Linked DNA regions of Homo sapiens: region 2 is linked to region 1. A link is an interaction called in ENCODE POLR2A ChIA-PET data of the cell type or tissue named here. Cell type or tissue: endothelial cell of umbilical vein. All regions are shown on one strand. Links, peaks and the distances in the headings refer to the core of each region. The heading gives the core; the rest is flanking DNA.

Region 1 (5,376 bases), core at 269-5,268:
AGCCCTGCCTGGGGGCTCCTTCTCCTCCTCTGCTGCCTTCAAGCTCTATTCCAGGCACAAGGGTCCTCTTGGACCCTTGGGCTGGAAGCTGCAGAGTCATTGGGCTACTGTGCCTATACACGTCCCTAGCCACGTTCACCCACCCTGAGCCCTGTGGCTTGGGCCCCTGAGGCATCTCACCAATGGGGCATCTCGGCCCTGCCCTTCGGGGCTCATTCTCTCTTGCCCCCTCACTGTACCACCTCCTGAGCCTGTCCCTCTATCAGAGTGCTTTGTCTCTCCCACTCTCATTTTTTTCTTTTTCTCATACAGCAAAGCTGAACAGTACAACACACCCTTGTGTATTCTCCTCCAGGAGTCAATGATGGCTAACATTTTGCCATATCTGCTCCTCTCTCCCTTCCCTCCCCATCTCTCCTCTCCTCTCCTTTTCTTCTTCTTCTCTCTCTCTCTCTCTCACACACACACATGCACACTTTCCCTCCTAAACTGTTTGAAAGTCAATTGCAGACTCCATGACACTTCAGCATGAATGTACATAACCACAATATTATCATATCTATTAAAAGTAAAAATAATTTCGTAAAATTATCTGACAACCAGAGTAGGCGTTATCAAGAGCTCATCACATTCTCCACTGCTGAATTTCCTGTATGGCTCTCCAGTGCCTCCAGGTTAAAGTCCAAGCTCCCTCCAGCCCTGCATCTACTTTCTATCGGCAAGCTGCCAGACCCAACCAATTCTTGAACTCTTCTCCAGATACACCCTACATTTTCCTGCTCAAGGGGTTTCATCTACCTGGAATATCGACTCCTTGAGGTTTTACCCATCTTTTGAAGACTTGGCAAAAATTCTATGTTGTCCAAGAAACCCTCTAAAATCACTCTAGTTGAAATGCATGCATCTTTCTTTTCATATCTCCATGACACCTGAGAAGCAAATGTAATGACATATTTCATACATGGAGGAGAGCAGGGACAAAAAAATCACAGAAATGGAACTGATCCCTGATCAAACTGTGCCTGAAGTCCACTTTACTGCTGGACCTTTTCAAGATGCCAATATATTCCCTCTATTGTTTATGCCAGTTTGAGTTACTTGCAACCGACAACATCTAACAGATACTACAGGTATTGGACCCGACAATCATTTAGCCTTCTAAAGCTGTGAAGCCACAGAAGAAAAATATAGTGCATCATGCTCCAGTATTGGACACTTGCTCTTCTCCAAGAGCATGTCCCCCTCTCTCTACCTTTGCTTTCACTGTTTCTTTACCTGGAATGTCCTTATGTATCTTTTCCTGTCTTTTTCTTTTTGAAAGTGAGGTAAGATTCACATAGCACAAAATTCACAATTTAAACCATTTTAGGTGTATAATTCAGTAGTTTTTAATATAGTCACAATGCTGTGCAATTAGCACGGCTATCTCATAGTTTTCATCACCCCCAAAAGAAACCCATATCCATTAGCAATCACTCTCCATCTCTCCTTCCCTAGCCCGAAGCAACCACTAATCTAGTTTCTGTCTCTGTGGATTTGCCGGTTTGGGACATTTTACACCAATAGAATCATACAATATGTGGCCTTTTGCGTCTGGCTTCTTTCACTGAACATAATGTTTTCAAGGTTCATCAACGTTGTAGCATGCGTCAGTACTTCATTCTTTTTGCAGCTGAGTAATATTTCCCTGTATGGATAGACCACATTTTGTTTATTCATTCATCAGCAGATGAACATTTGGGTTGTTTCCACTTTTTGGCATTATAAATAGCTCTCCTATAAACATTCATGTCTATGTTTTTGAGCAGATGTTTTCATTTTCCTTGTGTGTATACCTAGGAGTGAACTTGCTGGGTCTTAATAGTAACTCTGTTTAACGTTTTCAGGAAAGGATGAACTATTTTGCACAGCTTCTGTTTTCTTTATCCAAATCCTATTTGTTCTTTGAAGACTTGGGGGAAAAGTCCCTCTTCTTTTTTTTTTTTTTTTTTTTTTTTTGTGAAACATTTCTCAAGGCAGGATGAGCAGCCACCTCCTCTGCGTTTCCACAGGGCCCCGGGCGGAGCTATTCTAGCACTTGCCACCTACACTGCCATTGTCAATTAACTTGTCCCCCTGGACTGGGGGAGTCCTGAGATCAGGGGCTGCACCTAACCCATCATTGTGGCTCCAGCATCTGGCACATAGTGGGTGCCCAGTAAATGTGGGTTTGGCAGATGAATGAATGACACGTGTCTCTCTAGTGGCTCTATGGTGCACCTGAGCTCCACGAAGTCTTCTTCATAACAGAGGACAGGCTGTGCTGAGCACCTCCTGGATGTGCGAGCCAGTGAGTGTGGGTGGGGCAGAGAGCGTGGAGCATGAGAAGGCACATGGGAAGTGGGAGTGGGAGCATGCATACATTTTAACCACACATGCGGCAAGTTCACAGACTGCCTTGGAATGAGCCAAATGAGACTGATCCAACCTGCTCATGCCTAGAAGGGGGAAGTGAGGACAATACACATGGACAAAAAGGTAGCAAAGAGCCTTGATCACAGACAGGTGCTGGAGATAACAACAGTCCAGCCCTCAGGCTGGGATAGAGCTCTGTTGCCTATGGAGCAATTTCCCATCCATCAGCTCATTTGACAGTCAGCATGGGGTATGAAGGAGCCGAGCTTTGGGGATTAGCAGGCCTGGCTTCTCACCTCTGAGCCCCACTTGCTACCTATGTGATTCAGAGCTCTCCAGGTGCTCCCCTGCAAAATGGAAACAGAACACTCTCTGCAGCAGAGTCTGCAGGATTAAATGAGTGGATGGCCATGGAAGTGCACTGGAAGGTGTAAATCTATCCTGCACGTTTGCTCTTGGCAGCAGTGCACCTCAGGACCTGGGAGGTTGGCAGGGTAGTTATGTCAGTTTTCTTAGGGAGTCAGGAAATTCTGGGGCAGGGAGTGGAAACAAATCAGACTGATTGACCTCCTTCTATGTGCCAGGCTCAGAACTAGGTACTTGAACATGTTATCTCAGTTAATGACGCTCACAGTAAACCTGTGAGGGAGGAATGAACTTCCCCTATGGGCACTGGGGCTCAGAGAGGTTAAGTCACTCACCCAAGGTCACGCAGCTGGGAGGTGGCAGAATCTGGTCCAAAACCTTGTATCATTGTGTTTACAGATGCCGCACTGTTCCTCCAAAGCACACAGTGCAGGGGCCTGGGCTGGTGACTGCATTCTATTTCCTTGGCATGTGAATGCATTTCCAGAAGCCTGCCATATATTTTTAATAATTGGTATGAACATGCAATCTCTCGTCAGCTGGCTTCCCGTCTGCTGTAAGACGCAGATAAGAAAGAAAGAGCCTGAACAGACACAGGAAAATCCTCCACGCCCATTGGCGGAAATCATGCAGGCCCTGAGTACCTTTCTCACTTTAATTCTTCGAGTCTTCTGTGTCTGAATCGTGGAAGAAAATGACTTCTTGGGTAAAATATTAAAACGCCACATGTGGATGTTCATAGTCTCGCTCTGGCAGCCCTGGTAATAATGGCTCAGAGAGGCCTCTGCAGCCTGGGTCTGGGAGTCAGATTTGATTCCTCTGAGATTCCTGAGCCAGGAACACGCTGGGCTGGGCTCAGGGGTCCCAGTGGCAACGAGTCAGACACAAGAAGATGGCAATGTGAAGGGCTGGCTTCCGTGGGCTCTGCAAGGGTTCAGGGCAGAGCAGCCAAAGGCCGGGTAATAAATGATGCTCTGTATGAGGGCTAACCTTCATCAAGTGCTCTCCAGGTGCTGGGTGTGGGCAAATCTTACAGGCATCCCTTCTAGTCCTCCCCAAAGCTCAGTAAAGTGGGCACTTCTCCTATCTAGGCCCATTTTAAGGCTGAAGCCCTCAGAAATGATACTCATTTTCTAGAGCTGTTGTAACAAACTACCATAAATTGGGCGGCTTAAAACAATAGACAATTAATCCTTGCACAGTTCTGGAGGCCAGAAGTCCAAAGTCAAGATGTCCGTTGGGCTGTGCTCCTTCTGAAGGCTCAAGAGAAGAATCCTGCCATGTCTTCTCCAGCTCCCGGTGGCCCCAGGCATTCCATGCTGTGGCTGCATCATTCTGCCTCCATCTCCGCATGGCCTTCTCCCCTGTGTCTGTGTCCCTCTATGTGTATTTTTTATAAGGACACCTGTCATCGAGTTTAGGGCCCATCCGGGTAATCCAAAATGATTTCTTCTGAAGACCCTTAACATAATGACATCTGCAAAGACCCCTTTAGCAAATAAGGCCACATTTCACAGGTCCAGGGGTAAGGATGCATATATCGTTTAGGGGGAATGACAATTCAGCCCAGTACACTAACCTAACTTCACACAGTAAGTGGCTGAACTGGGATTTGGAGTTAAGCCTAGCTCCAGAGTCTACTTGCTTAACCACTAAGGGCTACATGTTGTATATTTACCAGCTGTGTGACCATGGGCATGTTATTTAACCCCTCTGTGCCTCAGTTTCCTCATCTGTAGACTGGGGATAATAATGGTAATTCCCACATGGGGTTGTTGTGAAGACTGAATGAGTTGATAAAGCAAAGAACTTGGAACAGTGCTTACCACATAGCATGCACTCAAGAAAAGCTGTTGCTATGATTATTTTTGCTATTGTTACTCCTAAGACAATGCAGCTTTGTTGAAATCCTAGAAGAAGGCTGAGTAGATCTAGTACTAAGGATGAAGCGGGACTGGAAGGTGAAGCTCTCAGATCTAAACTTGCTGGATTTGAATATCTGTTCACTCTCATGAACCATCAACCAGATAATCACAGATGTGAAAGAGATTTAAGCATTTGTAAGAGAACATTATGCACAATTGGAAGCTAATAATTTTGAAAGCATCAATGAAGAAAAAGAAAACAAAGGGACGGATGCAAAAAGAAGCAGGAAGTGTGAATGGATCAATCCCAGTGGAAGGGATACTGACTCATCCAATACCACAAGGCTTGGGCTGGGTTCCAGTTCTCATGCGTAGCAAGCAAGGTTATCTCAGGCCAGTCAGGTCACCTACTCAGCTTTAGTTTCCTCTGATGAATCTCTAAAATGGGGATGTCAAGGTGCTTTGTGAACTTTGCCATGCTGTTGAAATGTGAGACACTGTTGTCATTATTATAGTACGTGTTTGCTTACTATTGGGTGCTTGCATGTGAGTAGGGTAAGCCTGGAGTTGGGGTACCAGTCCAGAGAAGGGCAAGAGTATGGGTGGGTGGGCTGGGAAGTGAGATTTGGGCAGGACCAGCAATGATCGTGTTTCTTCTGGCTGCTGTCCCCTAAGGGGTGGTTCACAGGTTGTCTCAGCCTCCTCTGACATGAACAGAGCATCTTTGGGGCATGTTAAATGTTTCATCCTT
Region 2 (5,376 bases), core at 76-5,075, 1.0 Mb before region 1:
CATTCACATGGTACAGAGCCTATGTGGCATGGCAATCATGTACAGCCTGGTGCTACCCATCGTCCAAACCAGGGCCTGGAAATGCTGCAAGGGCTGGGCATTGGGATGTAAGTGCTGGGCGGGTATCCTGTCATTGACATGTTCTGAGAGCTGGGGTCCCCCCAACTGCTATGTGGACCCATGGTCTTGGCCCTGACCCAGAGATGGGCCATGATAGTAACTCATGGTGGGGGGAAACAGCGTTCACAAAAGGCTGCCTCTCACACCATTCCACAATGCCCTCACAACCATGTATGGGGTGGGGGATACATATGTCCATTTTCCAGCTGGGAAAATTGAGGTTTAGGAAAGTAAAATGAGAGGCAAGACAGTATGATGGAAGGAAGCAGGGAATCCTGGCAAAGCTTTTGGATCTGCTGTGTGACCTGGGGTAAGTTATTCCACTTCTCTGCACCTCAGTTTACATATCTGGAAGACAAAGTAATGTTGGCTTCATTGAGCATTTAGTATGCATCTTTTCTCATAATAGCCTATGAACTTGGTGCTTGTGTTACCTTCCATTTTGCAGACCAGGGAACAGAGGCACAGAGAGACTGAGCGTTTCCTCCAAGCAGGGGGAGGACTCAGGATTGGGAGCTGGGCAATCTGAAACCAAAGCCTCCTTTTAGCCACTGCCTCTCATTGCCACTCCAGGGGATGTCAACACAGCATGCAGTGCTCTCTGGGGCCCCTCCCTGCTCTGAGCTTCTTGATTCCATACTTGCCTCGAACCACCTGTGAGTTGGGGGCAGAGCCTGTCCTGTCCACTCTCTTGTGGTCTTCTCAGGAACTTCCAAGAACTGCATTCCATTTTTTAATTCCCAACCTGTTAAACTGCTCACCCAGCTGCCACCCCTGATGAAAGGGACATCAGTGAAATCCTGGAGTAATGGTCTGTGATCTGGAGCTAGAAGACCTAACCATGTGGTCTTGGGAAGGTCACCTCCCCTTTGTAAGCCTCAGTTTTCTCCTCTGCACAATGGGCGTGGGAATGCCTTGTAAGTGTAAAGCATGGAACTCACATTACCATTGTCCTGCCGGGTGGTCAACCTGTCTCCCCTCTCTCACTGGGCATCAGAGAAGGATCTGGCAGAAGGGAAAAGGCTGCCTCAGGATGGCCCCACCCTGTGTTTCAGCCTTACAATATCCATCGTTGTGGGTCTCATGATCCTGCAGATGTGTATCGCTGCCAGCTTCTTCCTACAGCCAAAGCTGGGCACGGCTGACAAGCAGAAGCCCCTGGCTCTCAACAACAGGTGACAGTGAAGGAGGGAATGAGGGAATTGTAGGCCTTTGGCTTCAGCCATCTCTGGGTCCTTCCCTGTCCCCCATGACAGATTCCTGGGCAGGCTCTACACTCTGAGAGGGTGAGGTACAGTGGGTCAGTGGGGGGCTCTGGAGCTGGACTGCCGGGGTCCAGATCCTGGCTCTACCCCTTAGGAGCCATGTGACATGTGGGAGCTTACTCAGCATCTATGAACCTCAGTTTCCCCATTTACAAATAATTGTGCATACCTCAAAGAGGCATTGTGAGGATGAACTGTGTTAAAATATGAACTTAGAACAATAGTGCTCAGCACGTGGAAATCCTTTCTAATTCATTCATTCAAAGCCATCCATTCATTGGGGGAACAACATGGGCATGAGGGTAAAGAAATAATCCCAACGCAATCTGCCTGTGAGAAGCTCAGTCCACTGGAACAGACAACAGGCACATAAACAACAAGGACAGAGGATGCCAGGGAGTGCAAAAGGAATACAAGAGAAACCCGGAGGAGGAGAGGCGAGGGTGGTTAATGCCACTGCAGATGGGACTCTGGAGCTGAGGTCAGCAGAATGGTAGGATTTCTACAGGCAGAGAAGATGAGAGGGTATGGCCGGCAGCCAACACCGCAAGGACAAAGGCAGGAAGCCACAAAAGGTCAGGATGTGTTAGAAGAGTGAGAATCGCAAATGGTTGCCATGCAGTGGACTTAGTGAGTGACAGGAAGGGGACACAAAGTGACAAGACCACACCCCTGGGGGCAGTGAGGGGGCTGAAACTCAGGATGCAAAGTTTGGGCTTTATTCCAGAGGCAACAGGAAACCACATGATCAGGCGGTCATTTGGGAAATTTCCTTTGGAAGACTTTGGAACAGCTGCAGCTAGGAATAGGTCCCTCGTGCAACAGACAGTGGGGAAGCCCCACCCTCTGCCATAATCACTGACCCAGCTGCAGCCCTGTGAAATTCCTTATCATGCAGGAAGCCTCAAACTCCAAGGATCGCATGAAACAATGACTGTCCCCACTGACATACATTCTTCACTGTGCTCAGTGGCCCCCACACTGTACCTGAGCCATTCCTCACACCAGTGCTGTGAGGTGAGGGCAATCAGCTCCCCTTTATGGCACGAGGTCACAAAGCTTTGAGCCTGGACCTGTAGGATTTGACCCTGGGTCTGGGGGACTCCAGAGCCTACCTGCCTAGCAACCTTGCTCTACTGAAAGGTTGAAAGGTGGTGCCTTGGGCTGGCTTCTGTTTGCAGGAAAGCGTTCCACAACTTCAACTACTTTCTGTTCTTCTACAACGTGCTGCTGGGCCTGGGTGCCTGCCTTTCCAGGCTGCTCATCAGTTGCCTCCTCGGCATGTGGCTGATTGCCCGCATCGACAGGACCATCATGCAGAGTGGCTATGAGGGAGCAGACATGGGTAAGTGACCAGCACCCACCTGGCCACATCCTCTGGAGAGGGCTGGTCTTGCACCTCTGTGGCAGCTGCCTGGGAAGACGAGTATCAGAGGCCCAGAGTTCATGCCTTTCATTTATGCTCAGAGTTTATCTTCCAGCAGAGGCTATAAAGCTGAGTAGTAAAGACACATGCAGCCCCCTGGTCAAAAGAGAGTTCAAGGCTATTAAATTCCTGCCCATTTGGCAGACCTTTGGGGTATACAGGAAGAGTAGTCAAAGGTAGTCAAATTCTGTCTGAACACTTAGAAGTTAATTTATGAATGCACAGCTCTGAAAATTTTTAGGAAGAACATATCTCAGAATTATTAGTGTTGTTAGTTGGAAACAGTGCAGAAGATGTTCCATTCAGTTGAAATGCTGCAAATTCAAAGCCATTTCTGAGGAAGCAAAAGTAGTTTTTGTTCTGTTTTGAGCCCACAGTCATTCATTCACTCATCTATTCAATAAATGTACTGATGCTTGCTTGGGATTAGCCACAGCAGCTCCTAACCCTTTGAGCTTTGAGCTCCCCATAAAATGGGCAGATTAGAATATGATCTCTAAGAGTCCTGCAGATCTTTATACCTCATTTTCTAGATTCTCAGAAAAGACTCAGGCACCATTGGAGAGCAAACTGGCTCTGCAGTTATATCTGAAAAGCACAAATGGGGCCATGTCAGGAGGTACTGCCTGGCCTGACCTGCCTCTGAATTTCAGGGTTCAGTGCATGGATTGGGATGCTCTACATGGACCATTATCACATCAACCCTGTGCTTGTCAGCTTTTGCCACATCCTGATCACAAATCACAGGGAGAAGAAGCTGCAGCAGAGCACCAAATACTGGTGCCTAAATCAATCGGCAGGTAACGGCTCCTGTTTGAACCTACGCTGGATTCAGACCCCAGGAAGTAAATACCCTGAGGCTCCCTGGGATCCCTGAGGTGCCCCAGGTTCCGCTTTTCCTGCTCCTTTTCTCTATACTCCATGCCCTGGGTGCCCTTGAGCTAGGAAGCCCAGGAGGCTTAGCTCCCAGTCAACCTGACGATGGGACCCACTCAGGCTTTGTGTCCTTGTCCTGTTAACTGGTCTCCTGCCTTGTTCCTGGAAGTGAACTCTAGCTCTGCTAGTGGAGTTCTCCATATCCCATGTGTTTGAGTCTCCAACCCATATCCCAGGCTACATGGCAGATGTCTTCCAAGATGAGGCTACATTTTGATGATTCTGCCCTGCTGCTTACCACAAGATCTCTGAGGCTCTCTGCCTCTCTAGGGCTCAGACTGTGTTCATTGCTATTCCCAACACTGCAGATACTCAATTCTAAAGGACAACTTACATCCCTTCAACCTCCCTCATGTCTGCAGGAGTCCCAGTCTCACATGAATGTGCCACATCTTACACATTCCAGGCAGCCCTTTCAAACACTTTGGAGAGGGAGTTCCCCTCCCTGAGACCCCTCACTCCTTCAGTCTGTCTGCTCTGATTCTATCCTAGGTCCCCATGTCTCAGCTAGGTCCAGAACAAGGTGGTTCCTGTTGCAGACCCTAATCGACAACCCAAGACTCACCATGCACAGAAAATTAAAATTAGGGCACAGTTCCCAGGAGTCCCAAATTCTGATGGCATGCTCGGAGAGCTGACGCTGGCCCCCATCATCTGCTCCAAAGCCAGGCTAGGACATCTGCCACCAAGAGAGGGCTCAATCTAACCAGCAGCTGTCCCCTGCAATGAAATGGGATGGCACAGGCACCATCCATGCAGATGGCAGACAACAATGGTCACTCATGGGATGGCCACCTGGGCTGAGGGATGAAGTTTCAGGACTATTTCACTCCCTTGGCAAAAAAGATTAAAAAACTAAAGAAAAGTCTGTTGAACAAACTTTACCCATTAATGACTTCCACTATCCATTGTGGGTAGGCAGCCTTGGAGAGTTACTTGTTAAAAAGCACTTAGTTTACCTACAAAGCAGAATTTTATGTCACTGGAGAAGGTGGTAAAATGTGTACATCAGGAGAGTTTAACCATCAGATCCTAATTTTTCTCTGGAACAGAATGTGGATTTCAATCTGACAGTATCCTCATTGCTTTCTTCTTGCCAGGCTTTATGGTGGATGGAAAAAAAGGAAATCCATGATCCTGGTCCCCAGTGTTTTTAGACAAGCAGGCACACAACAGGCTTTCTCTCCCATTGCCACTGAGATGAGGAATGGATCAGAGCTAACTTGGGCATTAGTCATAAAGCAGATGCACAGATTCTCTCTAATAAGGGTGGGATTACTTGGAAAAGCCACCTGTCTGAAGATACAAAGACAGGGTAGGCAGGTATTCCAGGTGGGGGATCACAAGAGTAAAGTTCTGTGAGCAAGCAAGCCCCAAGCATGTTTGAGGAGGGTGAGCCATGTGACATGTCGGGGTACAGAACTCTAGGGGCTGGCCAGGACCATCCCAAGAAGGGCCAAATGTCATGCCAGGAGGCTTGGACATTTGTCCTGTGCAAAGCCCAGTACTTAACCACATTTCATGCTGAAGCACAAAAACCTGGCCCAGGACCTGTACAAAATCTGTCCATTCAAAATTCCTTATGAAGCTTCTGCAGATATTATGAGGATCCCACCAACAAGACAAAGG

The links. Peaks named below come from ENCODE experiments on the same cell type or tissue, not always from the same donor. Only the 100,000 strongest peaks of a DNase experiment are listed, where the experiment ranks them.
Region 2: POLR2A ChIA-PET joins it to region 1 with 5 read pairs; 1 of 35 experiments calls an interaction of 5 or more read pairs at or near these places.

Annotation. Positions count from the first base shown.
Region 1 is chr9:98,329,424-98,334,799 of GRCh38, forward strand. All of the region lies in intron 13 of GABBR2 (gamma-aminobutyric acid type B receptor subunit 2), which reads right to left. Among named protein-coding and RNA genes, the nearest start is that of TBC1D2, 76 kb to the left of the region's middle. RefSeq lists a silencer at 2,464-2,758, an enhancer at 3,251-3,395 and a cis regulatory region at 3,315-3,332. In endothelial cell of umbilical vein, for the core only: no CTCF peak of the experiment used is centred there; DNase peaks (open chromatin) are centred at 3,228 and 4,958; H3K27ac peaks cover 3,205 bases.
Region 2 is chr9:97,291,381-97,296,756 of GRCh38, forward strand. It overlaps SUGT1P4-STRA6LP-CCDC180 (SUGT1P4-STRA6LP-CCDC180 readthrough), which reads left to right. Exons shown (of 45, transcript NR_036529.1): 12 at 1-107. It also overlaps the pseudogene SUGT1P4-STRA6LP and the pseudogene STRA6LP. Among named protein-coding and RNA genes, the nearest start is that of CCDC180, 14 kb to the right of the region's middle. RefSeq lists a silencer at 3,745-3,922. In endothelial cell of umbilical vein, for the core only: no CTCF peak of the experiment used is centred there; a DNase peak (open chromatin) is centred at 1,981.